4 separate regions of the Mus musculus genome follow, and regions 1, 2 and 4 are each linked to region 3. Evidence: chromatin loops called from intact Hi-C (ENCODE). Cell type or tissue: left cerebral cortex. All regions are shown on one strand. Region 1 overlaps Prkdc (protein kinase, DNA activated, catalytic polypeptide). Region 2 holds the start of Vpreb1 (pre-B lymphocyte gene 1). Region 3 holds the start of Yars2 (tyrosyl-tRNA synthetase 2 (mitochondrial)). Region 4 holds the start of Mcm4 (minichromosome maintenance complex component 4).

Region 1 (8,000 bases), 460 kb before region 3:
GGATGGGAACAAATCTGTTTTGCTTTGATTCTTCAGAACACTTTTTCTGATGAAGAAAGAGCAAGTATACTTATTTGTAAATATTTTGTTTTATTTTTTAGATTAGGATTAATTGAATGGATTGAAAATACTATGACCTTGAAGGATCTTCTTTTGAGTAATATGTCACAAGAGGAGAAAGTGGCTAATAACAGGTAATGTCACCATGTCACCTTGGACAACCTAAAAATGCATAGAGATCTTTCTGCATTGGGGCTAGCTTTCACCCACCCCACCCCTGTTTTTGAGGATAGATTTCACTGTATAGTCCAGGTTGGCATTGGACTCATGATCACGGGTGCGTACTACCAACCTGACCCTCAACTTGTGATTATTTGTTTTGGTTTCTGAAAGCTCATTAGGAAGACATTTAGCACAAACTAAAAAGTAGACAAATGTATACACAGCAGAGTGTGTCCACCCGCACATGTGCTAACTCTTATGTGAAATGTTACTGAAGCCTTTGCAAACTCAGGATGGGATTGCAGACACTTACCTAGAATGGGTTTTGTATGTGTATCTACATTCAGGAAATGATAAAGAAATGTCGAGAATAGTCTAAAAATAAGGAAAAATGAACTTGTGAATGATTTGTAAAAGATTTAACTTACTGTCAAATGAGGCCTATTAGCAGTGATCTCATGATTGTCAGGCTGCCTTTCAGGGTGACATGCCTACGTCACAGATCTCTTTGTTTACTGTAACATCTTGTTTTTCTCCGTATTTAAAAAAAAATTCTTGTACCTGACTCTGTTGTGCCTGAGGATTTGTATGGGTAGCTGCTTGAGTTTATCTTGGAATCATTAAGCGCACGCCTTTAATCCCAGCACTCGGGAGGCAGAGGCAGGCGGATTTCTGAGTTCGAGGCCAGCCTGGTCTACAGAGTGAGTTCCAGGACAGCCAGGGCTACACAGAGAAACCCTGTCTCGAACCCCCCCCCCAAAAAAAGAATGAATATGGCATATTGAAAGTTGTATTTATTTTTCACTGTTTTTCAATACTCTTTCAATGTTCTTTGCCATGCAGTATACCTCCTTAATTCTAATTCCCCTTTTCTTACTTGCTAGTGACCCCAAAGCGCCGATCCGTGACTATAAAGACTGGCTGATGAAAGTGTCGGGGAAAAGCGATGCTGGAGCCTATGTGCTAATGTACAGGTGAGTTGGACTTTTCTACTTTTGTTCATTCTTTTAAAAAGTGCATACTTTTGATTCTTGAGAATTTGGCATTAGATGTCTAATGATATGGTTAGAGCCCTGACTTAGCTTATGTGAGGCCCTGGCATCTGTGTCCAGTACTGAGAAGGGAGGGAAGAAGGCAAAGAATACTTTTTTTTTTTTTTTTTTTTTTTTTTTTGGTTTTCTGAGACAGGGTTTTTCTGCGTAGCCCTGGCTGTCCTGGAACTCACTTTGTAGATCAGGTTAGCCTTGAACTCAGAAATCCACCTGCCTCTGCCTCCCAAGTGCTGGGATTAAAGGCGTGCACTACCACTGCCCAGTCAAAGAATACATTTTGCTGTAGATATCATTAAAATATAGTTATTTGACATTAAGAATACTTTTTTCTTTTGGGTCAGGGTTTGGTTTTGGTTTTGGTTTTTTTGTTTTTTGGTTTTTGGTTTTGGTTTTTTTTTTTTGAGACAAGGTCTCTCTGTGTATCTCTGGCTGTCACGGAACTCAGAAATCCACTTGTCTCTTCACCCAAGTGCCACCATGCCCAGCTGATACAATATTTCAGTATAAATAATTTTAAATTTTAAAGTCACCAGAAATTTGTTCTAATGACATGTTTTTCTTAAATCACAGCCGAGCTAACCGTACAGAAACAGTTGTAGCTTTCAGAAGAAGGGAAAGTCAAGTGCCGCCTGACCTCTTAAAGTAAGTAAGTCTGTCCCTTCACACCCCAGAGGCACAGCAGAGATGACAGATATATGCTTCTCCCTCCTAGGCGGGCCTTTGTAAAGATGAGCACCAGCCCTGAGGCCTTCCTGGCACTGCGTTCCCACTTTGCCAGCTCCCATGCACTGCTGTGCATCAGCCACTGGCTCCTCGGGATTGGAGACAGACACCTGAACAATTTCATGGTGGCCATGGAGACAGGCAGTGTGATTGGAATTGACTTTGGACATGCGTTTGGATCAGCTACTCAGGTGTGTTGTGCTTAACTCTCACTCCTGACTTAGAATTGGAATATGCACTAGCCAGGATTCTCTAAAGGAGCAGAACTGATATAATGAACATATACATGGGATTTATTAGAGTGGCTTTAGACCATGGTTCAGCTAGTCTAACCATGGCTATCTTCTGACAGAAAGGGCAACAAGCCAGTACTTGTTCAGTCCAGGATGTCTCAGCAGTTCCAGTCAGGTGCTAGAGTCCTGGAAGATTCCTAGAGAGCTGCTAGTCTTCAGTTTGTGTTGGAATCCCAAAGAAGATTATATTATAGATTATAATAGCAGCAGAGAAATGCCTGGGCAACAGGATAGATGAACTTGCTAGCAAGACCTAGGGCCCTCTATACAGGCTGCCATCAGGTGTGGCCCAGATGTAGTATAAGAGTCTTCCCACCGCAAATGAGCCAATCAAGGAAACCCTCACAGGTGCACCCAGAAGCGTGGATTTTAGTTGATTCCAGAGGAAGTTGACAACCATGTGGCATTAACACCTCCAGAAATTAATTAAAGGAAGTTAAGTTGACTTTGGCATTGTTATGAAACCTGACACTTTTGGAAGAAACAAATAATCTCGCCCTCATTTTAGGCTCCTACATGACCTGTAAGTCATGGGAAACACAGTGATATGTAATCAGAGCTAAGAAGAAAAAGATATTATGTTGTTACAAACACGTATAACTAGAGTGTCTTATATAAAATGTCATTTAAGTTGTTTCTGTTGAGCTTCTGAGTCTCCCAGGCTCTGGGTTACTCCATAGAAGTTTATGCTTTGAGAGGGTAACACAATCTGAATTGATTATTCTTGGGTATAGGGATTCTCTAGCTGATTTTTAGAAATGTGAAGTACCTAGGTTTATGCTTATAACCTCAACACAAGGGAGGCTGGGACAGGAAAATGATTGCAAATTCAAGGCAAGCGTGGCCTTTAGTGTTAGACCCTAGCTTAAAAAACAGGACCAGTGCGATGGCTCAGTGGGTAAATGTGCATGCCAGCAAGCCTGGTGTCCTAAGGTCAGTGCATAGAACCCACATTATGGTAGAAGGAGAGAACCAGCCCCCGTTGGGACAGAATAAACATGAAAGGAAGGAAGGAAGGAAGGAAGGAAGGAAGGAAGGAAGGAAGGAAGGAAGGAAGGAAGGAAGGAAGGAAAAGGAAGGAAGGAAGGAAGGAAGGAAGGAAGGAAGGAAGGAAGGAAAGAAGGAAAGAAGATACCGTTTGTACCGTCACTAAAAGGAAAGGACCCCCTAGGGCGGTGCTTTATGTGCATTGTGCCTGTTCTCTTGAGAGCTCTGGTCCGTATATGTCATCGTCAGCACCACTATCATAAGGGGAGGAAAGGGTTTCTTTGGCTTACACTTCCACATCATAGCCCATCACTAAAGGCAATCAAGATAGTAACTCAAACAGGGCAGGAAACTGGAGGCAGAAGCTGATGCAGAGGCAATGGAGGGGTACTACTTACTGGCTTGTTTTACATGGCTTGCTCAGCCCAGAACCAACAGCCTAGGGATGGCACCACCCATAATGTGCTGGGACCTCCCCCATCAATCACTAATTTAAGAAAATATTGTACAGGTTTGCCCCATCTTATAGAGATATTTTCTCAATTGAGATTCCCTCCTTTCTGATGACTTTAACTTTCTGTCAAGTTGACATAAAACTATCCAGTACATGTACTTAGATATACTTTTTTCTCTTATTTAGTTTCTTCCAGTCCCTGAGTTGATGCCTTTTCGTCTAACCCGCCAATTTGTCAGTCTCATGTTGCCAATGAAAGAAACGGGTCTCATGTGCACGGTCATGGTGCATGCACTGAGGGCTTTCCGCTCTTGTGCAGGTCTGCTCACTGACACCATGGAAATTTTTGTGAAGGAACCCTCCTTTGATTGGAAGGTACATTTTGGTTTTGGACAGACATGCTCATGTCTCCTTTGGATTGTGAAAATACATCATTGTATTTACTGAAATGTTTATATTATTTTGTGCTACATTTCTCAAAACTAACCTAAAAAAAAATCATATAAAAAGCAAAACATTTATTTGGAGGAAACATACTACTATGTTTAGTTTGCGCCTAACTGGAGGTGACAGTATCGACCCATTAGTAACATTAAGTACGAATTCTGTTTTCATACACAATTTGTTGCTCTGATTGTTGTTTTAATTATAAACAGGGTCTTACTCTAGCCTGGGCTAGCCTAGAACTTTCCACATAGCCAAGGCTGTCCTCGAACTCAAAAGAATCTCGTCTCAACCTCTTGATTTCTAAAATTATAACAATCCTCCTCCGAACCTACAACTTTTGAAAAGAAATGTTTAGTTTTTATGAGTGTTTTGCCTGCAGGTATGTAAGTGCATCATATGCATGCAGTGCCCACAAAGTCCAGAAGAGGGAGCACCTGAATTAGAATTACAGAAGATGTAACCAATGTTTCTGGGACCTGAATGCTGGTTGGTCCTCTGTAAGAACATCAAGTGCTCTTAATCCTTGAACCATCTCTCCAGCCAACAACAACCTTTGATTTAAAAATCATTCCATGTGAATTTTTCCTTAATTTCCTTATCTAAGAACAGATAATGCTGTTTGACTCAATTATCCAGACTATCCCCGAAAGCATTAAGCTCATCTTTTTATGTGGACTTCTTCTCACCTCTCTGCATCGCATGATCATGGTGATATGTGCCATGTCAGTGTCTGACTAGAAAGCTAGAGAGCTGTTCCAGTTATAGATCTTTGTTTTAGGGTCATTACTTGGTTTAATGTTTTTTAATGTAATTTGTATATGCTATTATAATAAGTAGAAAAAAATGTGTTTTTTCCCTTAGAGTTTTGAGCAGACAATGCTGAGAAAAGGAGGATCATGGATTCAAGAAATAAATGTAACGGAAAAGAATTGGTATCCACAACATAAAATACGCTATGCTAAGAGAAAGTTAGCAGGGGCCAACCCAGCTGTTATAACTTGGTAAGACTTGTGAATGCAGAATCAGTGTGTGTTCAAAAGTGCAAAGCACTTCACACACTTCTGAGCAGTATGGCACTTCACTGTGTAGATGGAGAAAGTGACTCTTAGGGCGGCTTTACCCCTCCAAGCCCAGCCTGCAAGGACTGGGCTCACACCCTTGTCTGTTTTGTGCTTCTGTACAGTCAGCACCAATAGGAGAACTAAGGTCATGCCATAATATTGTTATGCATATGAGGCTTGGAACTCATATTTGCCTTTGTACTTTATAGGGCATTTGGCCCACTTGATCCTGATGAACACTAGTGTCAGGCATTTGACTACTATCTCATAGTGAAAACACAACGTGGGCTTCTCAGGTAGGAACCTGAGCTGCATTGACCTTTAGGTTTGCTTGAAGTTTTTAAAAATTGAAATCTAAAGTAAACAGAAATGTGGAGGTATTATTCCTAGGAAGTAAAAACCTTAGACTTCAGTTCTGAGCAGTAGTAAGATGTACTCTGTAATTGACTTGATTTTTCACAATAGTGTCAGATCTATACAGTGACTGGTGCTAGTAAGAGAATGAGCTGCAGAAATCAATTCAAAGTCTATCAGACTTAAATGTAAAACATTAAGTTGATCTTCATGATGGCACTTGGCTGTGACATAACATTGCTAGGCATGACCCCAGAAGCACGAGGAAGACCAAGACACACAAGCTGGACTTGAGAATTCCCAGCTGTGCTTTACAGGGTGTAGGCAAGAACAGAGGAGGACTGGGACAGTAAGTGAGGGTTCCTGAGCTAATCTAAAAGCACAAGGCCTGGCTTCAATTCCCAGAGCTAGATTTTGTTTTAAAATTAGGGTTGCAGAAATGACTTAGCAATAAGAGTGCTTGTTGCTTTTCTAGAGCATACATGTGCATGAACAAGCAAATAAATTTAAAAAAAATTTTAAGAAGTAGGGCTAGAGAGATGGCTTGCCATTAAAGAGCATTGTTGGTCTTTGAAAGAGCCTGGTTTGGTTCTTCCACCTCCAATCATCTGTACCTCCGGTTCTAGGGAACCTGAAGCCCCTTCTGTCCTCCTCAGACATAGGCATCATGCAGTGTACATAATGTGCAGGTAAAACATCCATACACATACAAAGAGTCATCTCTTTAAAAATAAAAAAAGCGGGGCAGGGCTGGCAACATGGCTCAGCGGATAAGAGCACTGACTGCTCTTCCAAAAGGTCTGAGTTCAAATCCCAGCAACCACATGGCATGGTGGCTCACAACTACCCATAGTGAGATCTGATGCCCTCTTCTGGTGTGTCTGGACAGTGTACGTATGTATAATAATAAATAAATCCTTGGGCCATTGTGAGTGGGCTGACCAGAGTGAGCAGGTTGACCAGATTGAACAGAGGTCCTAAATTCAATTCCCACAACCACGTGAAGGCTCACAACCATCTGTACAGCTACAGTGTACTCATATACATAAATAAATCTTTTTTTAAAAAAAAGGGCAGTCCACATATTGACAGAAATCTTCAAGTCATATTATTTGAGAATAGATTCATGCCTAAAATAAGTTTATGAGTTTTTTAAAGGCACGGTGTGGGGCCAAGGGGTGATAGAGAGACAGCTCCGTAGTTAAGAGCATTGCTCTTTCAGAGGGCTAGAGTTCTAGTTCTCATTTTACAAACCTTATAACCACTTGTAATTCCAACTCCTAAAGATCTGATGTCCTCTTCTGGACCCTGGAGGCACTCACAAGCACAGACACAAATCTCTAAAATAATTTTCCTTAAAACCCAGTGTGGTGATACAAACCTGTAATTTCAGCAGATGGGAGGTAGACGCCATCCTTGACTATATATACACTATATATATATATTTTTTTAAAACATGATCAAAGTAATCAAACATTTTTAAAACATGATCAAAGTAATCAAACATTTTTCTTTTTGGTTTTTAGAGACAGGGTTTCTCTGTATAGCCCTGGCTGTCCTGGAACTCACTCTGTAGACCAGGCTGGCCTCGAACTCAGAAATCCGCCTGCCTCTGCCTCCCGAGTGCTGGGATTAAAGGCGTGTGCCACCACGCCCGACTCAAACATTTTTCTAAAGAAAAATGTACAAATGGTACAAATGGCCACTAACTCGAGGGAGACGTACTCAGCATTAGTAGTAGTTTAGCAAATGCAATGACAATCCGCATCTTGTGTGTTATGACAGCTTTCAGATGAGATGAAGTGTGAGCAGGGGTGTGGAGAGCTGCATGGATGGTGGGCATGGAAATTTAAATAGAGTTACAATTGTAGCCAGCATGCCCACTCCTGAGTGGCTACCCTAGAAAAATGAAAGCTTATGTTTGAACAAAAATTTCCAAGCAAATGTTAATAATAATGTTATTATTCATGCTTTATTTTTCTACCAACCCAAACTTTGAATTCACAGTCATGAGTGACATGAGGGGGAAAATGATAAATGATAATATTTATAAAGGATAGCCAGAAATACAGGTCAAAAAGGAAAAGTTATTTGTGTCTGTCTTTTCATATTCATTCAATACTTTTTTCCAGTGATGAGCTATATCTAGGCCATGAAGCTTCATCCGCCTTTAGGAGTTATACAGCTGTAGCTCGAGGCAACAGAGACTACAACATTCGTGCACAAGAGCCAGAGAGTGGGCTTTCAGAAGAGACTCAAGTGAAGTGCTTGGTGGACCAGGCCACAGACCCCAATATCCTTGGCAGGACTTGGGAAGGATGGGAGCCCTGGATGTAAAGTCTGTGGTGTCACCAATCATAAAGCATTCTGTCTCCGAGAGGACCTCCTAGACCTTCGCTGACAGCAG
Region 2 (8,000 bases), 570 kb after region 3:
AGAAGAAGAAGAAGAAGAAGAAGAAGAAAAAGAAGAAGAAGAAAAAGAAGAAGAAGAAGAAATAAAATCATTTCTTAAATGAAAAATAAATTACAAACTGGGAAAAAGACTTGCCCTTGGTATCCATGGTATATGGCTCCATGACCCTCAAATACCAAAGACATGTCCTTTGTATAGAATGTCATATTTGCATATAGTCACTGGTGTGTTACAATAGCAGCTCTAGTCTGAACACAACACACTTGGAACAAGCAGTTCCACGTGTGAAAGGTGAAAGGGAAGAGGTGGTGGCAGAAAGAGAAGGGGAAAAAGAGAGAGGGGAGAGGGGCATTCCCCTTATTTATATGGAAAACGATGTAATGCAGGTAAAGATGGGGGGGTGAGCCAAGTGGATTCTGGGAATATGGTAGCTGTTGCCTTGGTAACGGGTCTGTCACCTATGTGATGTCATAGGTTTGGGAGGTCCTGATACCAGCAGTCACCTTCATTAATCACTGGTTTATAATCAGAAATGTGCGGTTTTTGCCAACTCCATACCAGTTGTGCTAACTCAGGTATTTTGAGGTTAGATTCCTGTTCTTCAGTATAGACTGTAACAGGTGCCTCACCAGAGTATATTTTATTCTTCAGCTTTCAGAAGATACTTCAAGAGGGCCTTGGGTCCTTCTAAACACGAGATCTTCTGATGTCAGGAACTAGGTGTTTGAGTGGTCTTCATGAGCCAGGGTTGAAGCCTAGTTGAGAATCGAACCCAGACAGACTTAGCTGAAGTTTGGTCAAAGACCTTTGCTAGTTTGCACCAACTACAACCTACTTCTAACAGCAGAGAAAATGTGGAGAGCACACCCCAGTAGGATTACAGGCTAGGTAACACAAAGGTCTGTCCATCCCAAATCATCACTCTAGTAACAATGAGGTAAACCTGCTCCACACCTGTCACTTGGCACCTGCTCTCCCCCAAAGTAGAGGCCCAGGGATGGCATTTGCTGGGCTCCTTTGCTCGGTAACTGTGGAGATGACAACAGGAGACCCCATCCTTTGCAAGAAGGTCCCCCTCCAAGATGCTTTTATCATCCATTTGCCCCGTGATCATAACAATAGGGTTCAGACAAATGTTCTGCCTCAGAGATGGGTACCTGGCCAAACTGAGCATGACCTTTGACCTAGCCAGCTCTTAAACTTGTTCTGAGATCACAAACCAGCCAGACCAAATTCAGTAAAAACAGCTTTAATTCTACAATCCAGCCTCCAATGGGGGCTCATAGCAACACCGCAGAACAAGGAAAAGCTGCATAATTCCATCTTCTAGGCTCTGCAAAACCTCACGTTCTACCCCTCCTTCCCATACCAGACTAGCCGAGCAAAGCAAACTCTGTCTTCAGTTCAGGGTCTGAATGTCTCCAGAGCCTAAGATCCCAAATCTGTATACGACTTTTCTCCTTCCCACTCCCTCTCCATCCTCTTCTTTTCCTGGCTCCGGAGCCCCACGGCACAGTAATACACAGCCTCGTCCTCAGGCTGCAGTTCAGAGATGCTCAGATACCCCAGGTTCCTGGTCGTATCTTTGGACCCGGAGAAGCGAGGTGGGATATCGGGACCCTGGTGCTTGTCTGAGTGTGAGAAGTATCTCAGCAGGAACCTGGGAGGGTGGCCCGGCCTCTGCTGGTACCAGTAAATGCTGTAAATGCCAATGTTATGGTCGTTGCTCAGGGTACAGGAGAGGCGGATGGTGGCTCCAAGGGAAGAAGATGCTAATGGTGGCTGATGCACCATGGGCTGAGGGCCACAACCTGAGAAGATAGAAGCATGTCCATCACTGGGGCAGAGCAAGGCCATAGGAGGAGCAAAGAAGCCCTGGGCCCCAAGAGTTTCCTTACCTGTGAGATAGGCCAGCAGCATGAGCAGGACAGACGTCCAGGCCATGGCTCCAGACCTGCAGCACCCTGCCCCCTACAGCCACTGCTCCTGGGCCCTGACCAGCTGGGAAGCACTCTCCTCCCTGCTTTGGGGAGAGGGTCACTGCACCCCTGGTTCCTGCTCACCACCCTCCCAGGCTTTCTGGGCTCTGTGACTCTGTCACTTACCAGAATGGTCTAATGGAAGCCTTTGTGGCTCTGGGTTTGACCCAGGGAAGCATTCTGGGAGGAAGCACCTGCTGGAACGTCATGGGCCAGAACCCAGGACTGCGGGCTTGTCTCCCTGAGGGAGAGTGACCTCAACTCCCCTTGAGAGGCTGAGCCCCAAATAAGCAGATCTGTAGTTCACTTTAAATGCCTGGTAAAGGGGACAAGAGTTTTCTCCTTAAACCTAAGCCTCATATCAGACCCCAAATATGTGTGGGAGCAGTCACTGGGCCTCTTTAGATGTTCCTCTACCATATGTGAGCACACTAAATAAATCTCCTTCCTCTGCTTTTTAGTATTATCTCTTTTAATTACATTTTTATTTTCATTTCTTTTGTGTTCACATGGCCAGCTTGGCAGCCACTGTCTGCCTGCTGAGCCATCTTATAGGTTTCTTACTTGTCTCGTTGACAAGTTGGGGCTGTCATAGCCAGTCTTGGTAACAAAAGGATGGCTTAAAAACATAAGTTTGAGGCCAGCCTGGGTCCACAGTGAGTTCCAGTGAGTTCCAGGATGGCCTTGGCTACATAATGAGACAATCTGAATATATACATACATATATATATATATATATTTTTTTTTTTTTTTAAGACAGGATCCCACTATTTTGCTCTGGCTGGCTATTCTGGAACTCAATGTGCAGATGAGGCTGGCCTCGAACTCACTGAAATCTGCCTTTCTCTGCCTCCCAAGTGCCGAGATCAAAGTTGTGAGCCACCATACCAGGCTATTAAAAAACGGTATGCTAATAAAGTCATCAAAACTATTTTAAAACTTCCATAATTCTAATACTCTAAAAAAATTACATATTATCTTCCAGATACATTAACACAAGTAGTGTGGTCTTCAAAATTTTAAAAGGTGCTTTGTTTTGTTTTGTCTTGTATAGCCTATAGTCCCAAGCTGGAATGAAATTCACTATGTAGCCCTGAATGACCTCTAACTCGCTGTCTCAACCTTCTGATTGCTTGATTCCTGGTAAGAGCCACCATCCCGCTCACAGATGTTGCTAACACTGAAAAAGCCTGCTATCTGAAATGTTTAAATTATTTTAATTATTGGGCTGGTTAAGTGGTTAAGGACCTGGGTTCAATTCCCAGTACCCATATGGCAGCTCACAACTATCCCCAGTTCCAGGGAATTTGACACCCCCGCACGGATGTGCATATGCAAGCAAAACACCAATGCATATCAAATAAAAATAAACTTTACATTTTTATTTTAATCATTAATTGCATATTTTCATCAGTTCTCGTAATCATACTGACAATCGTCATTAATGTCTTCTCCGGATGATTTTTTGGAGACACAATGGAGACTTGGGGAGCCCCTGCTGCTCCCAACAGGAAGCAGACAGCAAGGCACCCGGAACTCACCAGCCTCGGAACTTGCAGACACCTTAGTGTCGACATCGGAGGGCAGATGAGGGGACGCCACAGACGGACAGAGCCGGAAGTGAGTTCGTGAGTGGCCACCGGGGAAAGCACAGCCGGAGCGAGAGGCGCAGCGGCACGGCGGGTGAGCAGTGGGATGCTGGCTGCTCGAGGAAGCGGAAGACGCTGGCTTTCCCCAGGCATTTCCGGAATGGTAGCAGCGCTCCGACCCGGGCGGGGGCGTGGGGGAGGGTCCTGCCCTGGCGCGGCTTTTTCGCCATCCAGCCCTCGCCGTGGGGCCTCTGGGCGGCGGTGGAGCCGCGTTTAGTGGGCAGTGGTCGCTTTTCCAACGAGCTCCCCGCGGCCCCGAGGTGAGACGTTTCCCCCTAGTTGAGGGTAGGGAAACCGGCTCAGGGAAGTTGTGCTGCCCACAGAGGCTCAGGCCTGCGGTTTGCGTTCTTATCCGAAGGTTCCACTCGCTGCCTCCCGGAGCCTGCTCTGTCTGGAGACCCAGGCTGTTCTCGGACTTGATCTCTGCAGATTAGGAGAAAACTTGGGTAAACCAATGAGCTAGAGTCGAGGGCCAGCTAGTTATGCATAGGGAAGAACGGATGACCTCTCTTAACCTATTTGGAACCCGGCCTTTGGGAACAGGACTGTGAAAAGCCAGGACGACTTGGATTTGATAGCCAGAGAAAGGGGGGAATTTTCACCGTTCGCCAAGGTCCCTTGTCGCTAGTCTGAATTGTTATGCACTGCGATTTATTCTGGCTTTTTAAACTAGGATGATGAGATGGCTCAGCGCTCTTACAACCAAGGTTCCGACCCCGGGAACTCACGTTGTAAAAAGAGAGAGCTGAATCCCACAATTTGTCTTCTGACCTGTGACCGGCAGCATGTGCGTGCCCATACATATCCACACACAAAATAACTGTTTATTTGTTTGTTTAACTTTAACTCCTATTTTATAGCAATGTTGGTAGACAGAGCTGCAGCATACTAGATACAAAGAAGGAGTTAAGAGACAGGCTTATTTTCCTGGATCTGTAGGTGATTAAAAGTCACTGAAGTGTTAAATTCTTAGATTTCCCATGCTTTGCTGACCCCTTTTGGGGCTCCTCAAGTTAAATCCACTACTACATAATACAAAAAGAAACCTCCATATTTACAGTGCTTTCCAAGGGACACTGATTAGTGAGGTGTGGCAAAGAATGGGCAGGTTGTCTTGCTATTCTCTCTTTGCAATCCACACCTAAATAGCCCTTTGCTTACCTAACTCCAGAATAGGACAAACTATAGTGTCAGAGCCTTGGCAGAAAAGACTTGGTATATCATGTAGGTTTATGTTAAGGAGTCTTATTTAAGTGATCATATATAAAAATTTTGGCTAGACATTTTGGTGTACTCCTGAATTCCCAGCACTCAGGAGTTGAAGATAGGAAGATCAAGGCCGTAGTGGCTATATAGTTAAGAGGCCAGCCTTGGCCACACAAGACGCTGTCTTTGCCCAATACACACACATACACACACACACACACACAGCAAAAGCTTAAGTGAATAGTGTTGTTTCAGAGTCACAAAGTGTGAGTGTGGTGTGTAGGTGATGCTTATAAGCCATCAAGTCCAGGTTTTCTCATTGGTTTTCACTTTGAAATGGAAGATGAGCCTTAATTAGGGAAGTCTTGACATTAATCACAGTTACAAAAGCTCTCTAGAGTAGAATCTGGTCTAGGTAAAGGGAAATGTTCCTGTCAAGGCCCTGGATTGTCTAGTTCTGTACCTTAAAAGAAGAAAAAAAAAATGTTTTAAACAGCTTATTGCTATGTAACTGAGTATAGCCTAAAACTCAAGCTTCCCCTGCCGCATCCAGCCTCGTGAAAGATGCAGTTACAGGTGTATGCCAGCATACTTGGCATTAGAAATCTTTTTTCTTCCTTTGAAATAGTGATAGAGCATTACAAAGTCCCCTTGTGCTGAAGTGCTAAAACTACTTACTTGTTTTGAGTCAAAGCTGAAGATAAATGTATATTCAAAGTGGACGGCAGCTGCATAGCCTGGCAAGTGGACGGCAGCTGAGAGCGAGTTGTGCCTTTCTATTACTGACCTTTACCTGGATATGTGACAGAGTCCGGCTAAGGCAGCGTGTCTGTGTCTGAAGGGACTTGTCAGTCTAGTCAATAATTTGGATCTTAGGTTGTAGAAGAGAAGAAGAGATACAAAATTCCCAAAACTTGGAAACCAGAGAGAAAGAATGCCTAGAAATAGAAGTGTTTGCTGGCAGTAACGTTAGGTGTTGCTGCTGTTGCTACTGCTGCTGCTGTTTTTAATGTGATGAGGTCTCACTGTGTAGCCCTGACTGTCCTGGAACTCACTGTATAGACCAGGCTGCCTTCAAACTCATGCTAAGAGATCTACTTGCCTCCTACCAAACCCAACATAAAGTAAGTTTTTGGTTTGGTTTGGTTTGGTTTTGATTTTAATGATATATAAGCATATTATTAGTTTTACAGGTAAAACTGTTGTCATGTATTCAGAGATTCATTCAATTGTGTTTGCTCACCATCTACTACTTCCCATTAGAGTGAGAAAAAAAAGTCCCTGCTGTCACATAGCTAGCTTATTTTTCAGGAGCTATAAGGTAAGAACCCGATAGGAGTCTATATCAGGCTTAGTAAGTACTACAGGGCAATATAGCAAAAACATTCTTAGAGGCAACAGGATAGAGCACAGGTTCTAGAGCAAACAGGTTCAGGGTCAAATCCATGTCCTACAACTCCAGCTCTAGTGTGACCCATGTTCCCATTATAGAACAATATGATGACAGTGTCTCCATCCCAACCACAGTGGCAGGACTGTCCCAACACCTAGTACTTTCTTTGGAAGAGACAGGAACTTTAAAAACCTTCATAGAATAATCTGTTTCCAGTTTTCCTTTCTGGCCTCTGACTCCTCTATCTGATAGAACCAAAACTTCCCCAGAATGGACATCAGAGGCTATGACAATTCCCAGTCATTTCTTTTCATTGCTCCAGCAAACAAGCATTGCACACTAGGTACCAAAGAAACAGCAATAACCTAGATAAGCCATGGATAGACAGGCCTGCGGTGCCAAGTGTGGTTCTCAGGGGGAGTTAGGTCAGGAAGTCAGAGGCAAGACAGTTTTTGAAAATACTTGGCTCTTGTGTGAAATTTTATATTTAGGGAAAACATTCAAGTTTTTACTTGGGGCAATTTTTATTCTTTTATGGCCCCAGAGCAAGGACTGTAACAGCCCAGGTTCACCTCCATACATGATAAGGAGTAACAGAAACCCTTTTAGTGAAGGAATTTTCATTGACATCTTCATTGTTTCTAAACAGTGCTCTTTGCTGACTACTAGGTTGTTTCTGATCTTTACTTTGAATGATAATGCTGATGACAATTCCCCAGCAATGTTTTCTCACGGCTGTCTCATCTGGTCCTTCCATCACAGTCCTGTCTGCCTCACAGGGCTCACTGTCCACGTGAACAGTCTCACTAGCACTTATCATTTGTTTCTGTGCTTGCTTCTCAGTAAACCTACAGCTTACCATTTCTGCTAGATTAGCTAGCCAGCTTGCACTGTGATCAGCCTCTCCACTTTCCCAGTGCTGGGATTCTAAGCCCATGCTACCACATCTTGCTCTTCATGTTGGTCCTAAGGATCAAACTTGTGTCCATATGCTTGCACGACAAGCACATCACTCACTGAGTCGTCTCATTAGGAAGCAGATGTCTCACGTCACCTTTACCCAGAAGGTTGACCTTGTCTGAACAAAAGTCTTCGGGTTTTAAAATATATACAATAGTGTATTTATAAATATTAATGCAGCTAGACATGGTGGCCTAGGACTATAATTTTGTCACTTTGAGAGACTGAGACAAGAGGATTGCCACCAGTTCAAGGTCAACCTAAAATACAGAGTAAAACTCTTGTTACAAAACAGTAATGTTGTATGTCTGTGGATCAAAAAGAAAGGGAGACTGGAGGTATGGTTGGTGTTAGGATACTTGCCTGGCATGCATGGAGCCCTGGGTTCAACCCCCAACACAACAACAACAAAAAAAAGGAACGTGGGGCTGGAGAGATGGGCCCAGGTTCAATATGTATCACCCATGTGGTGGTTGACAACAGTCTGTAACTTTATTTCCAGGGAATCAGCACCCTCTTCTGGGCTCCACATGCAAATATTCAGGGGAAACATACATATAAAACATATATATATATAACAGATATATATATATATTATATATATGTTATTATAAAGAAAAAATACATCTTTTTTTTTCTGTTTTATTTTGTTTGATGTGGTTTTGGTTGGTAGGGTGTTTGTGCTTATTATTGTCTTTTGTCCTCCCCTGCCAGCAGGTTTCAAATGATATATCCTGCCCAGAAAGCTACATCAGGGGCCAACAGTGGTCCAGATATGAAGTTTGCATGTCCTCTTGCAAGGTATAACTGGCCATAGCACAATGTAATGTGAGT
Region 3 (8,000 bases):
GATCATACTTTATCCAACCTTTCAGATGGATCCAGTCAATCTCTGAGCCTTCTAAGCATGCAGAGACTGAATAACAGTTACCAAAGCTAGCTTTCTAAAGTCTAACCAATTTTTCCATTTTTCCTACTCCTTCCCACCACTTTAAGGAATTTCCCCTATTCAGCAGGAAGAAGTCATGGAAAATTGTCAGCCTTGATTTATTTGTTTTGGGTGTCTGGTTATGGTTATTTAACAAATATTAGATAGGTTATCATTGTAAGGGATAATTTGGAAATGGACATAATTTTGAAAAGGGAGGAAATAGGATGGATTACTAATTTTATACTTGAACAGAGTATTACGTAGCCATAATCTTACATTGATATAAATTTTTATAATGGATGCAAAATTGAAGTTATAATTTATTACATTGGTACAGAATTTATAAATTGATAGAGAATTTTAAGACTTTCATTGGTATAAATCTGTATATTGACACAAAATTTGAAATTGATATTGTTACTCTTAGATAGGCATTGTGCCTATGCAACTCATTTAAGAACACAAGACTTTGACTCAGTCCCTTTATAGCTGCTATTGCAAACTGTTTAGGGTGATTAAGTAACACAAGTTAAGGGTCAGATAGTAAACTCATGGTTAGGTTAGATTCTAATTTAATTATAATAAAATGCTTTTAATTTATTCAAGTAGAAATGGCTATGAGTAGCTAAGGTTTAACAGTTCAAATATACTTTACAGAGATAATCTTCAAAAACCTCAGAAATCTACAGATTGTGACATTTAATGTTGTTACTTTACTTAGGATCAATTGACAATGAGACATTTCTGCTCCTGACAGCTTCCCCATTCTCCTCCAAAGAAGAAATTGAGCATCAAAATCTGTACATGGAGTTGCTCCAGTAGTGGCAAGACAGCCACTGGACAAAAGTTGCCATGTTCATCTGCTGACAATATATTGTCCAAAGAGGACAAACAGATGTGGGATAGTGGACTGCTAGGCTCTACCAAGGCAGGGTAAACTAGTCCTTCATTTTCCTGCTTCATCTCAAGGCCTGCCAGATGGCTCTGGGACAGAAGACTGAAGACAGGTGCCCCAATGTTTTGAGGAATAGGGGACTGTCCAGGTAGTCAGCTGTCTCTACAATTTGTTTACGTTTTGGAAGCTATGTTTTTGTGCTACCTATACACTCAGGCAATATTTAATTTGTTCTTGGATTTCTGACAGGGTTGAAGACTAGTTACAGTCTTATAATTAAACTTAAGTTGTTTAGCATTGATAGAGATGCTATAGAGTTAAAAGTATTGTTTTCAGATGATAATACAGGCTAAAGTCAGAATTATAATTACAATTATAATTCAGGTATAGAATTATTAGCAGGGGAAAGTTTAGGAGTCTCAGGAGTACTGTAGGGGAGCATTGGTTACTGGGGGAAGGTTTAGGAATGCCAAACCTTTGAGCTAGTCACGTCATGCCAAAAATTAACTGGTGTGAGTATGTGTGTGTGTGTGTGTGTGTGTGTGTGTGTGTGTGTGTGTTTCATTTGTGAATTCAGATTGCTTCTGAGTAGGTGTGCACGTATGACCGTATGACCCACCGGGAGCCAAAGTAGTGTAGCCAACTGCTGATACAAAAGTCAAATCTATTTTTTAAAAAAAAAATTAAATAAACTTTAATACTAAACTTTGGTGTGATGTTTTTATGCACTTTGTAAAGGTTGTCTCTGTATTTTACAAATGCTGATTTGTGAACTGGCAGAGATGTGATTAAAGGCTGGACTTTGATGTCATTAAGCATCATCTATTTCAGTGGTTTGTAAACACTCCCTCTCTTACCTTTTATTTAAAAGTTGATGGTCTATAGCAAAGGCAGAAAAGGAAGGTGCGACTTCTGGAGAGAGAGAGAGAGAGAGAGAGACAGAGAGAGACAGAGACAGAGAGAGAGACAGAGAGAGAGAGAGAGAGACACAGAGAGAGACAGAGACAGACAGAGACAGAGACAGACAGAGAGAGACAGAGAGACAGAGAGACAGAGAGACAAAGAAACAAAGAGACAGAGACAGAGAGTGGAGTCAGTTTGATGAGGGAGACTTGCTAGGGAGACTCTGAGAAAGATGTAAGCCAGAGTAAGAAGGAGAGGTTACTAAATAGCCACATGGCAGAACTTAGAATAGAATAAATGTGTTAATAAGTTATGTCCTAGTTGTGAACAAGCCTAGCTATAAGGCCTAGGCATTTATTCAGGAGCTGTCAGTCCCATTACACTAAACAGTAGTTTTAAAATTTTCATCATCTGAGACACGTTTCCATCAAGTATAGGGCCATCATGTAATGCTGTCACAACAGCATTTCTTTGAAAAGAAAAGCAGTACTAAAGCTAGTGCAGATATGAAGTCATACTTTCTAATACCCAACTGTTGCCCTGCTCTTTAAAGTCACAATACGTAGGTATTTGTTGTATTAACCCAAACTTGCAAGTGAGAGATTTTTCCCAATATTAAGTACAGTATCTGTTAGGCTTTCAGAACTTCCTGCAATGCATCTTACAGTCTGTCTCTGATCAAAGTGCAGATCAACAGATTCTGACTAGAATTTTAAAGATATTTTGAGTAACAATATGAGAGAACACTCTAGCTATTTTCTACCAGTATTAGAGAATATTACCAGTAATATTACAATATTACTGGCAATGAGAAATTAAACTCACTGATAATTAGATGAGCAAATACATTGATTAATCAAAATAACAAATTTATAACCCACTAAAATAAATGTCTTCTTCAAATACCTTAGTATTAGGACATGGAAAGATCTGTAGCTAATGGTCTGGGGATGGGTCAGGATCCTCTTTCAGGAACGTGAGTGTTGTTTGTCTTCTGCATATGACTCTTAGTCAAAAGGCTTGCCCAAAGTGTGGATTTCTCTCCAAGAGCATTCCATATTTAAAGATTAGCCGGTAATAAAGTGAAACAGCCTACCTCCTTGTTTCAGTTTGGAAGACTATGGAAGGAAATCTCAGCTCCTGACTTCCTCTGGGATACTGAATGACTCTTGTCTGGCCTGAGCTTTCTATTGCCGTGATAAAACAATATGACCAATGGCCTGGGAAGAAAAGCGTTTATTTCACTTTACAGCTTATAATTCGTCATTCAGGGAAGTCAGGGCAAGGACTCTAGTCAGAAAGACTCCTGAAGGAACTAAAGCCGAAGTCATGAAGGAGTGCTACATACTGGCTTATTCCACATTGTTTGATCAGCCTGATTTCTTTTAGCACCCAGGACCACCAAGGGTGGTGTTTCTTTTGGGACCCTGGGACAAGAGACTCAGGTGCATATTTTACATATGAAAACAGATCTGGCTTCCAGGTTCTCTCAGCATCCCTAAGTCTCTACCTGGCATACCCTATCCCCAACCCTGTACATTCCAGCCCAGGGGATGGGCTGCCCTTCCCTCAGACGCTCTTTGCTATACAATCTACACATTTTGCTCTCTCTCTCTCTCTCTCTCTCTCTCTCTCTCTCTCTCTCTCTCTCCCCACCCCCTGCCACAAGCCCTTTCTCCCCCCCCCCATGGCGACCCCCCCTGGCCTCAATTCTAGGGGGACAGTAAATCTGCTTTATAATCTAATCTGGTTTGAATTGGCTCATTTTACCGGAGAAAGGACCTATCAAGAGGCACCACCCACAGTGAGCTGGTCCCTTCCACATCAATCACTGATCACCACTGGCTTGTTCATAGGCCACATTGGTTGAGGGCATTTTCTCAGTTTAAGTACCTCAATGACTCTAACTTTGTCAACTTGGCATAAAACTAGCCAGCACACCTCTACTGCAACTTACTCCTGGCTCAATTGTTCTCTGTCTCCCTCCATAACCCCTACTTCTCTCACAATGGTAGGTGATGGCCACAAATGGCACATTCTCAATAATGCTACTCCACATAAATCAGGGAGTTTTGAAAGTATGGCCCACGTCTACTCATATATGGAAATGTCAGAATAAATTCATTATTTTGTACAATTTGTGTACGCTAATTAAAATGTTTAAAGAAAATTAGTCAGAATCTACAATGGGACTTGGGGGCTGGCTCACCTGCCATACAATTGCAAATGAGAGTCCTCATCCTGGTGAGAGGATTCCTAAAAGCACCTAATATGTTATGACTTTGAATGACTCCAGTTTTTGTTATACTAAACACAGGGAGTTCTTTCCTGTTTTGACTTTCCTCTTGCTAGGAGGAGACTGCCACCTTCAGGACACCCACTAATGACGTGTGTGTGTGTGTGTGTGTGTGTGTGTGTGTGTGCGCGCGCCTGCCTGCCTGCCTGTACTGTGACGAGGCTCTCATTAACTGGGGAAACTGGTACAAAGAAATTTCGTCTCCACTCCACTCCGAGTTCTTTCTACAGGTCCAAGACTTATGGGACTTGAGCATCACAGCTTTTGCATGATCATTTAAACGACAGTAAACATTTGTCGAGCGCTTACTACACCGCCAAGTGCTTTCACCACAGCTGTGAGACAGGAAGTACTATCACGACATCCTCACTGAGAAAACGGGAATGAAATGATAGAGGAACAGCGGGGGCCGCAAGACGGAACTCAGTCGGTCCACATTCCAGGACTGCCTACAGCACCAAAGCCTAACAGGCCTCCCGCTACGCCCGAGCATGCGTAGAGAGACACCGAGGCGCCCGCGGTCGCAGGGCGACAGAGGTCCAGCATGCCTTGCGTGTCCCGCAAGATGGCGGCGCCCATGCTGAGGCGCCTGTGCCGCGTTCCGCAGTCCCTGGTCTGGCTACGAGGGTCGCGTGCGGTGCGCCCGGGCGCGCGGGGAATGCTGGTGGCACCGAGGGCCCGCGGCTTGTTCAAGGAGTTCTTCCCCGAGAGCGGCACGAAGACAGAGCTCCCCGAACTCTTTGACCGCCGCAGGGCGGGCTCGTCCCCCCAGACGGTGTACTGCGGCTTCGACCCCACGGGCGACTCGCTCCACGTGGGGCACCTGCTAACTCTGTTGGGGCTCTTCCACTTCCAGCGAGCCGGCCACAACGTGATCGCGCTCGTGGGAGGCTCCACGGCCCTCCTGGGGGACCCCAGCGGCCGGACCAAGGGGCGCGAGGCGCTGAGCGCCGAGTGCGTGCGGGCCAACGCGCACGCCCTGCGGCGAGGGCTCGAGGCCCTGGCGGCCAACCACGCGCGCCTCTTCGCGGACGGCCGGCCCTGGGGCTCTTTCACGGTGCTGGACAACGCGGCCTGGTTCCAGGAGCAGCACCTGGTGGATTTCCTGGCCACGGTGGGCGGCCACTTCCGCATGGGCACTCTGCTGAGCCGGCTGAGCGTGCAGTCGCGTCTCAAGAGCCCCGAGGGCATGAGCTTGGCGGAGTTCTTTTACCAGGTGCTCCAGGCCTATGACTTCTACTACCTTTTCCAGCACTATGGATGCCGGGTCCAACTGGGCGGATCAGATCAGTTGGGCAACATCATGTCTGGCTACGAGTTCATCCACAAGTAAGCTGGAATTGTTAGAGCCTACGGAAACCCGGGGACGAGTATACAGAAGTAGTGTGTTATTCGTTAGGAAGATTGTAAGTTAGAGCTGGGAGTTAGAGCTGCTGGAAGCAGACCGATATTCAAGATTTGGATTGTGTCTGTTTTCCCTAAGTCGCCTTTAGTTTCTTTAGAAATTGTTATTTATCCTGAAAATAATTGGACTTCTGTTTAGAACCGTGTGCACTAATTTAGCTTTTCGCCTCCATAAAGATTTTCACAGCGTTTTCTTTTTTTAAAGATTGATTTATTTATGTATGAGTGCTCCATCTCTATGTAACACCTGCATGCCAGAAGAGGGCACCAAATTCTTATATTATATCCCACATGGTTGCTGGGAATTGAACCCAGGATCTCTGGAAGAACCACTGAGCCACCTCTCCAGTCCTCACAGTTTTCTTGAGGAACATAGATTATATGGCTGGTTCGTGTGCTACACGACAAAACTCATTTAAAAATATTAAAAGCCACCTTCTAAATGTACCTCCTGGTATCCTTTCGCCCAACTTTGTCATTTTTCTACCTGATCCTTCAAAAATCAAGTCCTGTTGACCTGCTCAGGTGCATTCCTCAATTGCACTTAAGCACGACACATGTAGATATAAAATGCGTGTTTTTATGGTTCTTGAGGACCTGAGTCCAGACTGAGAAAGGGTTTTAAAAACATATAGTAAGTAACCAGACTTAAATGTGTACTGTGCTTGGTGGAACTAATTGTGCCTAACAGAATACCATGAATGTATGTGTAGGTTGACTGGAGAGGATGTGTTTGGAATCACTGTACCTCTAATTACAAGTACAACTGGAGCAAAGCTGGGAAAGTCTGCTGGCAATGCGGTTTGGCTAAACAGAGAGAAAACATCACCGTTTGAACTTTATCAGTTCTTTGTCAGACAGCAAGATGATTCCGTAGAAAGGTAAGCTTTAATAGGCATTTGAGAAAAATTAATATGTAGTTATGATTCAGTTTTAGCTAGTGAATCTTTTTCTTTGTAGGTTTTTTTCATTGATTCTATTTAAGGTGTAAATTATTATGTCACATGATATTGCCATTTTTATTTTTACGATACTAGAGTTGAACCCAGGGCTGAATGGCTATTTTATTAGGTAGGTGCTTAACTATTGAGCTACATCCCAGGTCTGGAGAGAAAAAAAAAATGCGATGTTCTAAGTTGCTCAAGACAGCCTCTGGCTTAAGTCTTACCTCTTACATCTTTTGAGGCTTGGAACTTAGCCATAGAATCCCAAAAGTAGGTAGCTGTTGTGAAGACACCTACTCATGTGAGTCTAAATTGTGTACTCTATCTTAATCTTCATAAACTAATTTTGTTTTATTCTTGCTGGTCCTCAAATCTTTTGTTGTATAATCACGGATCCAGCTTTACCCAAGTGCAAATTTCAAAGGGGAAGAAAACTCAAGTCAGATGTGTTGGTCTGTGTTTCCTGTTGCACCAATAACAGTACCAACTATTCTAGAGTGATGCAAGAATAAACTTAGAGATCTTTGAAATAATAGTTGCCAATCCTTACTAAAATAAATTGTATATAAACTATGGTCTTACATAACCTCTACTGGATAGCATGCCTAACAGAAATTCATGCATGTGTATTCTAAGAACAATATAGGTACTTGTGGCATGATTAGCATATGTTCAAAAGGAGACACAATGGCCACAGTAGAGTAAATCACAGAATATTAGTAGCTTTGAAAGCTGTGCTTGTGACATCATAAGTGAATATGCTGGTGTGCCAGAGTAAGTTAGAAATAAAAATGCATTTTTTATGATTTTACTCATAATCTTGTATTTCTTTTATTTTTTTTTTCTTTTTTTTTTCTTTTTTTTTTTTTAAGAGCTAGTCTTTTTTTTTTTTTTTTTTTATTTGTTGGGTCCTAAGACTTCTTTGTATGCTCTTTTTTTTTTTTTTTTTTTTTAATTTATTATATGTAAGTACACTGTAGCTGTCTTCAGACACTCCAGAAAAGGGCGTCAGATCTCGTTATGGATGGTTGTGAGCCACCATATGGTTGCTGGGATTTGAACTCCGGACCTTAGGAAGAGCAGTCAGGTGCTCTTACCTGCTGAGCCATCTCACCAGCAATCTTGTATTTCTTAAGAGGATGATTTCATAGGTTTTGCTTCATAATGGTTCACTACGCTTTGTGATAGATATGTGCTTTTTCTTCATAGCATTTTTGCAAAAGTTAACATATGGAATACTCTTCATTTTTGTTTTTAATTTATTTTATTTGTATGAGTACACTCACTGTATCTGTTTTCAGACACCAGAAGACAGCATCGGATCCCATTATAGATGGTTTGTGAGTGACCATGTGGCTGCTGGGAGTTGAACTCAGGACCTCTGGAAGAGCAGTCAGTGCTCTTAACTGCTGAGCCATCTCTCTAGCCCTCTCATGTCAAAATTTTAAGGATATACATAAAACAAAAATGTCAAAGT
Region 4 (8,000 bases), 670 kb before region 3:
GAAGACATCAACAGGTGAGAAGTTTGATGTGTAGGTATATTGTCTCCCAGCCTTTCATCTCACCAACAAAGCCACCTGGAAGTCCTGAAATCTCAGGTTAAAAATCTTGGGCTGAAAATGCTTGTGGTATGGGGGATAGTCTGCTTATAATTTCAGCACCAGGGAGAAGAAAAACAGAATTTTAGGGCTTGCTGGCCAGCCAGATAATCTAGTCTCCTTGCTGAGTGGAAAAAACCCTTTAGAAATGATACCCTCTGGCTTGTATAGCATGTCCTGACACACAAGAACAGCCTGGACTCTAGACCTGGACAACATGGACAAAGCATTTATGACCCCGGGGATCTCTGAGCCGCTCTCTGTCACCTACAAAATGGAGGAAGGGCATAGTTGAGGACATCATAAATACACACATCTATTTTTGTAGTTAGTGTCTACAAGGAAAAAAGCACTTTGCCTCTCAGCAGTAACAGTACCTATAAAACAAATGTCTTTTATGCTCTTACTACTTCTACACTTGCTTATGCCTCTCCTCTATTTGTTCCTTTCTCAACACCTTTGCTGGACTCAAAGGCCCTCCACCCCACCATTCCAGTGTTGACTCACAAGGCCTTTAAATACATTTCATCCATTTCCGCTACCTACTTTTTGCCACTCTTGGCTAATCCTTTTTTTTTTTCCACTTAGAAAGTATATGCAATTTGCCAACTTCTGAAATTAGCTGATCAACCAGCAATCCTTGCCTTCTAAAAAAGTATTTTTTGTAAAAGTAGATTTTACCTAGGAGCTATCTTCCTCACTCCTTTTTTTTTTTTAATGGTACACACATAGAAGAGTGATCTACCACTAATTTACACTATAACCATCACACATGAAAACAGGTAATTCTGACCTGCTTACAGCACCATAAAATGTCTAAGTTAGAATCCTAATGTCCCAGAATTGAGCCACCATCAGAATCTAAATGAACTCAGATGTCATGTGCTTCACTGAATTACATACACGAGTAGAAAAATCTTTCTCTTCTAGGATTTTCCTACTTACTTTGAAAGAAAACTTAAATTCTCTGTTGAGATTCTAAATTTTCTAGAGCTAGGCTTTTTTGTCCTAAACACTGGCTCAGAAATCCCTGCTTCAGCCAGTCACAGATGCAAACAGCATTTTCTACTTTCATCACTGATTTCTGTTATCTAAAAGAAATTCTACCACATTCACTTTTCAAACGGTCCAGGACTTTGCCTATCCCCTTAGGCACAGACGCTTACCTTCTGCCCATGTATGATTTATCCCCAAGCTAGAATTCTTTCTTAGGTTTAAAGGAGAGCTCAGACACTAGGTTTGCTCAGCAACTGCTTTTATATTTGAGCCACTTTTCGGGTCTTCAGAATTTTTCATCAGTGATGAAAAAAGTGCATACCTACTAACTAGCAATTTATTATATTTGAATAAATTAATTACAGAGTAACAAATTGTTAAGTCATTTCTATCAGGTATTCCAGTTAAGTTAAAAAACTGCATACCAAGTTCATGAAAGTATACAGAATAAATCTTTTCAACTTATAATTTAATGCTACACAATCCTTGAGATCTCTTTCTACATAAGGCATTTTACACTACTAAATATATTACCTTCTGGATTCAAGTTTCTCATACTCTTTGTCTTCAACGCATTAAAAGGTCTGACTTGAATCTGATGTTCTAAGATGGAGTCAGGATAACGGTCAAAGAAGATCTCATTGACAGCCATGTCAAAGGTTGGTATAACCTCCTGTAAAAACAAAGATGTAGGAGATGAAGAGGTGACTCAGGAGTTGAGAGCACTTGTTGCTCTGACGATAGGACTCAGGTCTCAGCGCTTTTATCAGGTGGCTCGTAAACCCCTTAACTCTAGCTCCAGGGGTCAGAAACCCTCTTCTGGGCTCCACAGAATCAGGAGTTCAAGGTTCTCTTCAACTACAAAACTGCTCCTGAACACTACCCTGCCTCACCAGCTCCCAATTAACACCCCATCCCCAACCCAAAAAAGATAATTTACTTCATGATACCCAAGAAACCACTAATAAAACTCATTATTTTTAAGAAATACTACTCGTTAGCAAATATAAAACATATTCATTTTAACTGCAGTTGACAGTTTTAGAAAATAGTCAACCTTAGCAAGCAGCCTTTTACCCAAATGTAAAATTCTCCTTTCCAGGAACCTTTACTATGATCTGGAAGCTCAAAGTCAACTTCTCACCTGTGGGTAGGAGATGAGCTGTCTATACAGATTTTTGCTAAATGATTTTATGTGTTCGCAGTTCACATTTAAAAATGGCTCTCCTGTAATATTAATCTGTAAGACATATGGACAAGTCGTATTTTACTAATTATATTATCTCAAAAACCAAAACTTTCACTTGTAAATCATATTTGATTACCTCTCCAAGTTGTTGCATGTACAAAGGTTGAGTAATATCTATGCCAACATTTTCTTCTTCTTTGGCCAGAGGATCAGTAAAACACTGAAGGAATCTCTAGATGTAGAGAAACAATACTAAGCATTAATGAACTTAGGAATATGTAACTATTATTAAAATGCAAAACAATGAGACCAGCAAGATGGTCAGTAACTAAGGATGCTTGGCTGGAAGCCTGACAACCTGAGTTGATTTCCATAACCCTCACAGCGGGAAGAACCAGCCCCTACAAACTGGCCTGAAACCTCCAAATAAAAGCTGTGAAGGGCAGGTACCCCTGCCCCCAGCAATAAATATGTGACAAATTTTTTATGAGTATATAGCTATCTGTACACAAAAATAATTTCTCTGTTTTGGGTTTGAGACAGGGATCCCATTAAGAAGCACAGGCTGGCCTTGGACTTGCTGTAAGCATTTACTACCTAGCTGCTCGTGGTGGCATGCACTTTTAATCACACTCAGAAGGCATATGCGTGTGTGAGCTCCAGGAAAGACTGGTTAACAGATCCAGCTCCAGGATAGCCAGGGGAACATAGAAAAACCATCTTGAAATACCAAGAACTAAGGAAAAAAAAAGTATATCACCATTTTCCGCATGGCATATCCCTTTTCTGGAATAAAATCTAGACCACTAACAACCTGCTATTATGCACCATGGCTATTCACACATAGGTTATACTTTCACCCGAAGTCTCAGACTGAGTTTTAGTGTACATAAGCTTACCTGAAAATTCTCTTTACATGTTGCCACATTCACATCTGTTCCCCAAATCACAAGCTTTTGGCCTAGAGACTGTTCACTTGGTACGATGTCTTCTGCTGCTGCCTATTGAGAAAGCGAGGATAGAAACATGTTAATGGGATGACCTACTTTATGCTCTCAAGGTAACACCATCAGAGATCTGCTTTGTACTCACGCCATCAGACTGCAGATCCACCTGCAAACCCTTTCGTGCTGAGCCCAGATCTGGCCTCTGCCTTACAGGTGTGCCTCTCACCCCACTTCTTGGGGTTCCTTCCACTCGCGAGCTGGGAGTGCCATATGTCAATGGTGAACTAACATCAAAGTCCAAAGGAATAGCTATAAAGACAAGATATTTAGCTTTACCATGAAATCCCCATAAGCACATCAAATCCCAATTCCGGAATGCTGTTTGACAATTTAAACAGAATACTTTACTGCAATCTTTCATACCCCAATTGTAGTTCTACTATAAAGTATGCTTTCTTTGCTCACTAGGTCCTAAAATGTACCAACTCTGCTTCTCTCCTCAGGTGTTTCAGTGAAGAATCTATCAGTACACACAGAATAATAGCAACTGGTAAACCAGCAAAACCGACGGCTGACCCACCTAAAGAATGCATCTGAGGAGGGCTGGAAAACAAGGCATTCTGTGCAGGTGGGCTCTGCAGGTCGGCTCCTGGTGAGGTGGGCATTGGCAGTAGCTCTCCGGTGGAAGAATCTTCGCCTCTACGTCTCCGATTGGGTGACGACCTGCTTTCCTCACTTCGAACTTCCGTCATACAAAACAAAAAAGACGATCAACGCTCAAGCTTAGTCTTCCAGGAAGTGCCTTAGGGTAGTCATATTACTTAAACAAGAACACCCCCCCCCCAAAACCCTCAAACTGGAACAGAGGGACAAGGTGTAGGAAAAGGTGGGTCAACTGAACTGACCACGCCAGACTGCCTGGAGACGAGAGCCCAGTATGTGGGTGACAGAGGCTACTATATGCTCAAGGCCTGTCAACCACACACCAGGCTCGAAGGACTCAGGACTTTCCACAGTGCTGCGGGAAGAGACACGAGGCGGAAAGGGGGCAGATGAAGGAGGGAACTCACGGGACTGGGTTGGGGTGACTCGTCCGCGTCGGCTGCTGCGGCGGCTCGGGGTGGATGCCGGGGACGACATGGTGCTGTGGTTGCTGCGCGACAAAAGAAATCTGGCTCTCAGTTGTCCCGCTCCGGGACCTCTCGTACCTCGGATCCGGGTTAGTTGCAAACGCGCACAAAACGGCGAGTCAGGGTTCTGCGCCACCCAGGAGAACGTTCCTGGGCCCGCAGGGTGAAGCGATTCCCGCCAGCCGCTCTGTCGTCACAGCGACCGAAGACGCCTGGCCAATCAAAGAGGCAAGCGCGCGTAGCTCCGCCTCCGGAAAGCGCCGTAAGTGAACTCTGAGAAAAGGTTTCCGGCCAATCACAGCGGCAAAGGCGTGTAGCTCCGCCTCCGGAAGGCGCCACTGCAAGCCGGAGGGGGAGTTCTCGACCGCTACCTAGGAATTACAGCCTAGATTCACTTGCACGCCCCTCGCCTTGGATGGGCCAGCCTGCAGCGGGATTGCGTTTTGGCGGGAAACCCGGGGCCGGCACAACTCCCTTGTGTGTTTACATTTGCGTTGTCCCGAGTGCAAACACCAATCTGTGATATCTCCGCATGGTTAGACTGGTTCTGTCCCTTTGCATTCCGATGTGTACATGTTAAACGCTACAGATCTGCAGGCCGGTGCGCGTCTTCACCCCCCCACCCCCGCGAGAGTATAAGGGAGCAGTTCCGGCTGGGCCTTCAGGGAAGAGCTGGCTAGAGTGCTGAGACGCGCATGCGCGAAGCGGTGCCGGCGTGATGGCGGAGGAGGGAACCGGCGTACGGTGTTGGCTACTGCAGCTGCAGGAGTTCCTGTCCGCAGCAGACCGCTGCAGTGCTGCCGGGGCCAGTTACCAGCTGATTCGTAGTCTGGGGCAGGAGTGCGTGCTGAGCACTAGCTCTGCAGTGCAGGGTGGGTAAGGTCCCTAGACGCAGGGCTCAGCGTTTCTCTCCGTGGTGCGTGTAGTCAACGTCCCGTAAAGTTTATGGAATTGGTAGATGTGTATACTGCTCTCTTCCTAGTATCTGAGGAAGATGCTTTAAAACAGGTGTTGGAAAATGACCACCAAGTTTGGTAGTCATTTTTATCCAAAGTTGGATGAGAGTGCAAGATGGAAGTATTTTCTTCCAGAATAAACTCGCTTGAACTCAATAGGACCTTGACAAAAATCCTTTTTTCGTTGCACCATGTTTTCAGAATAATTGCAAAAATTAATGAAAGTCATGCAATTCTGTAGACATTTTTATTTTTTAGGTTAGGTATTTCCTATCTTGGGCTATAGCCCAAGATAGTCTGGAATTTACTATGTATGTAGAACAAGCCTTCAAATACTGGGGTTATAGATGTGAGGTACCACACGTGCCTTGCTCTTTTTAACCATTTAGTAATTGATGTGTTAAAATAGAGGCTCGAATCTGAACACAGCACACTGGGCCAAAAACAGTTCCACGTGTAAGAGGTTTGGAGGGGGTGGCAGAAAGAGAAGGCGCAGAGAGAGAGAGAGTGAGAGAGGGAGGGACATTCCCTTTATTTATATGGAAAATGACAACACAGGTAAAGGTGGGAGGTGAGCCAAGTGGATATTCTGGGAATATGGTGCCTGATGTCTTGGCAACAGGTCTGCTGGCCTTGCTGTCGCCTATGTGATGTCATAGGTTTGGGAGGTCCTGATGCCAACATACCTCCCTTGTTATAATAAAGAGAAGGAAAGAAAAAGGGAGGGGAAAGCCATGGTGAAAAGGGAGCAAGGGTGTTGTGTCTCTTAAGCTGCTTCCTGTTGTCTAGGGTGTCAATTTTGGGGGGTAGCTGGTTTTCACCATCGGGATCGACTTGGTAAACGTTCACATCAGGTTCCTCTGTGGACAGCAGCTCTTCTGTGGGCAGCAGCTGGCAATACTGTAACAGGAGCTGATTAATATTTGGTTAGGAATTTTTTGTATTTCTCATTGAAGGAATGTAGAAACAAGATTAATGAGGCAGGGAGCAAATAACACCAGGAAGATGACTAGGAAAGGTGCTTATCCCAGCACTCGGGAGGCAGAGGCAGGCGGATTTCTGAGTTCAAGGCCAGCCTGGTCTACAAAGTGAGTTCCAGGACAGCCAGGGCTACACAGAGAAACCCTGTCTCAAAAAATAAAAACAAAAAACCCAAAACAACAACAAAAGACAAAAACAAAAAATGAAAGGGAGCATCCACTTCCATATAGGATTTTCAAAAATCCCAGAACTGGAGGCCTCACGGTCCCTGAAGTTCTCTATGTCTGACTGTAGCTCCTGGGTTTTATTTCTCACTGTCCTGGATTGGTTGATGTAGAAACAGCATTTTTCTTGAAGGAACAGGCAAAGACCACCTTATTTAGCTGTCAGGACATCTAGCCCCCATCAGTTCTGAAGCACCCCAGCTGCCAAAGAATCGACCAACAACTCCTGTCTCCCACCTGGAATCCCATGGGTCTTGTATGCAGAAAAAGAGTGTCTTGTGTTGATAGAAGAAATGATTGGTCTGTGATCCTAGCATATGTATTTGACAAAACCAATATGGGCAGCCCCCATATTGTCTGGCCATTTTCTACAATAATCTTTTATGTGGTAAAAGAGAAAGCAAGTATAGAAATCATTATATTTAGATGGGATAACAGATGACAGCAATTTGGATAGGTTCCTAGCATCCGGCTACGGAGGAGTTTCCTGACCCTATTTGGAAAGACTGTTATGGGGCGGGGGGTTCCTTGCACCTAGAATCGCCAGATGTAAGGGCTGCCCTGGATGGAAATGAACAGCAGGGGGGAGGACAAGAGACCCATGTCTAATCCAGTGAGGTCAAGCTTGGCTGCTGGAGTGGAGTCTCATTTTTCTGGGATTGGGGGCAAAATAGGTGGTCTTCACGTCCTCCAGAACTTAACAGAGCATGGTCCTGTTAGGGTCGATGTGTATGAAGAAGAGTCATTTTTAGGTGGAGGAATGTAAGGTTTGAGATGAGACAGATGGACCCAATGAGAGAGTCCATGGAGTTTAGCAGCTGTAGGTGTCGTGAGGATTACCTTAAAAGGGCATTTGGGGGAGAGGGGTGAGGGTCAGTGATCTGGAGGGGATAGAAGGACTTGGTCTCTAATGCTGACAGGCAGTGGACAGAACACAGTGTGTGGCCAAGGTAGATGGTGGTCAGCAAAGTTCCATAGGAGAGAATGGAGGTGGCAAATTAATGGGGTGAGTAGATGGTCTGAGAGGGGAGAGCATTTGTGTGAAAGACCAGGAGTTAGGACTGGATGTCCATACATGAGTTCAAAGGGCAAGATGAGGAGAGGTCACTTGGGGAGAGCTCATAGCCTGCAAAGAGCCAGAAGTAGGAGTTTTACCCAATCAAGGTGAAGTTCTTGTGACAGCTTAACAAGACTGGTTTTTAAAGAGCGGCTAGTTCTTTCTACTTTACATGAAGATTGAGGGTGTAGGGAATATGAAAATGCCAGGGGATGTCTAGGGCCTTAGATAGTATTTGAGAAACTTGGGAAGTAAGTTCGGGACCATTGTCTGATTGAAGAGAGGCTGGGACACCAAATGGAGGGGATGATCTCTAGGAGGAGATCAAAGACTATCTGAGCCCTTTTGTTAGTTGTGGGAAATGCCTCTACCCACCCCGAGAAGGTGAGAAGGTGTCTACTAAGACCAGGAGGTACTTAGCATG

What was found. Hi-C counts contacts between places; a loop is a spot of excess contacts. Peaks named below come from ENCODE experiments on the same cell type or tissue, not always from the same donor. Only the 100,000 strongest peaks of a DNase experiment are listed, where the experiment ranks them.
Region 1: it touches region 3 in a loop (3-fold over the local background); 8 of 42 quality-filtered maps call a loop at or near these places.
Region 2: it touches region 3 in a loop (5-fold over the local background); 6 of 42 quality-filtered maps call a loop at or near these places.
Region 4: it touches region 3 in a loop (3.0-fold over the local background); 6 of 42 quality-filtered maps call a loop at or near these places.

Annotation. Positions count from the first base shown.
Region 1 is chr16:15,834,046-15,842,045 of GRCm38, forward strand. It overlaps Prkdc (protein kinase, DNA activated, catalytic polypeptide), which reads left to right. Exons shown (of 86, transcript NM_011159.2): 80 at 102-194; 81 at 1,107-1,196; 82 at 1,845-1,916; 83 at 1,987-2,188; 84 at 3,918-4,106; 85 at 5,040-5,179; 86 at 7,726-8,000. The coding sequence ends at 7,930. Among named protein-coding and RNA genes, the nearest start is that of Mzt2, 25 kb to the right of the region's middle. In left cerebral cortex, a CTCF peak has its summit at 4,598 (motif pointing right); a DNase peak (open chromatin) is centred at 4,602.
Region 2 is chr16:16,867,189-16,875,188 of GRCm38, forward strand. Vpreb1 (pre-B lymphocyte gene 1) reads right to left here and starts at 2,067. Exons shown (of 2, transcript NM_016982.2): 1 at 1,878-2,067; 2 at 1,213-1,790. The coding sequence starts at 1,923. The coding sequence ends at 1,408. Top3b (topoisomerase (DNA) III beta) reads left to right here and starts at 3,548. Exons shown (of 18, transcript NM_011624.3): 1 at 3,548-3,867. In left cerebral cortex, a CTCF peak has its summit at 3,487; DNase peaks (open chromatin) are centred at 3,565 and 3,955; H3K4me3 peaks cover 1,731 bases; H3K27ac peaks cover 1,272 bases.
Region 3 is chr16:16,298,244-16,306,243 of GRCm38, forward strand. Yars2 (tyrosyl-tRNA synthetase 2 (mitochondrial)) reads left to right here and starts at 4,722. Exons shown (of 5, transcript NM_198246.2): 1 at 4,722-5,504; 2 at 6,293-6,460. The coding sequence starts at 4,741. In left cerebral cortex, CTCF peaks have their summits at 4,209 (motif pointing left), 4,445 and 5,812 (motif pointing right); DNase peaks (open chromatin) are centred at 4,318, 4,676, 5,321 and 5,856; H3K4me3 peaks cover 2,519 bases; H3K27ac peaks cover 1,676 bases.
Region 4 is chr16:15,632,813-15,640,812 of GRCm38, forward strand. Mcm4 (minichromosome maintenance complex component 4) reads right to left here and starts at 4,588. Exons shown (of 16, transcript NM_008565.3): 1 at 4,299-4,588; 2 at 3,809-3,970; 3 at 3,374-3,537; 4 at 3,181-3,282; 5 at 2,418-2,513; 6 at 2,237-2,332; 7 at 1,627-1,765. The coding sequence starts at 4,368. Prkdc (protein kinase, DNA activated, catalytic polypeptide) reads left to right here and starts at 5,054. Exons shown (of 86, transcript NM_011159.2): 1 at 5,054-5,230. The coding sequence starts at 5,077. In left cerebral cortex, no CTCF peak of the experiment used is centred here; DNase peaks (open chromatin) are centred at 4,682 and 5,043; H3K4me3 peaks cover 2,167 bases; H3K27ac peaks cover 590 bases.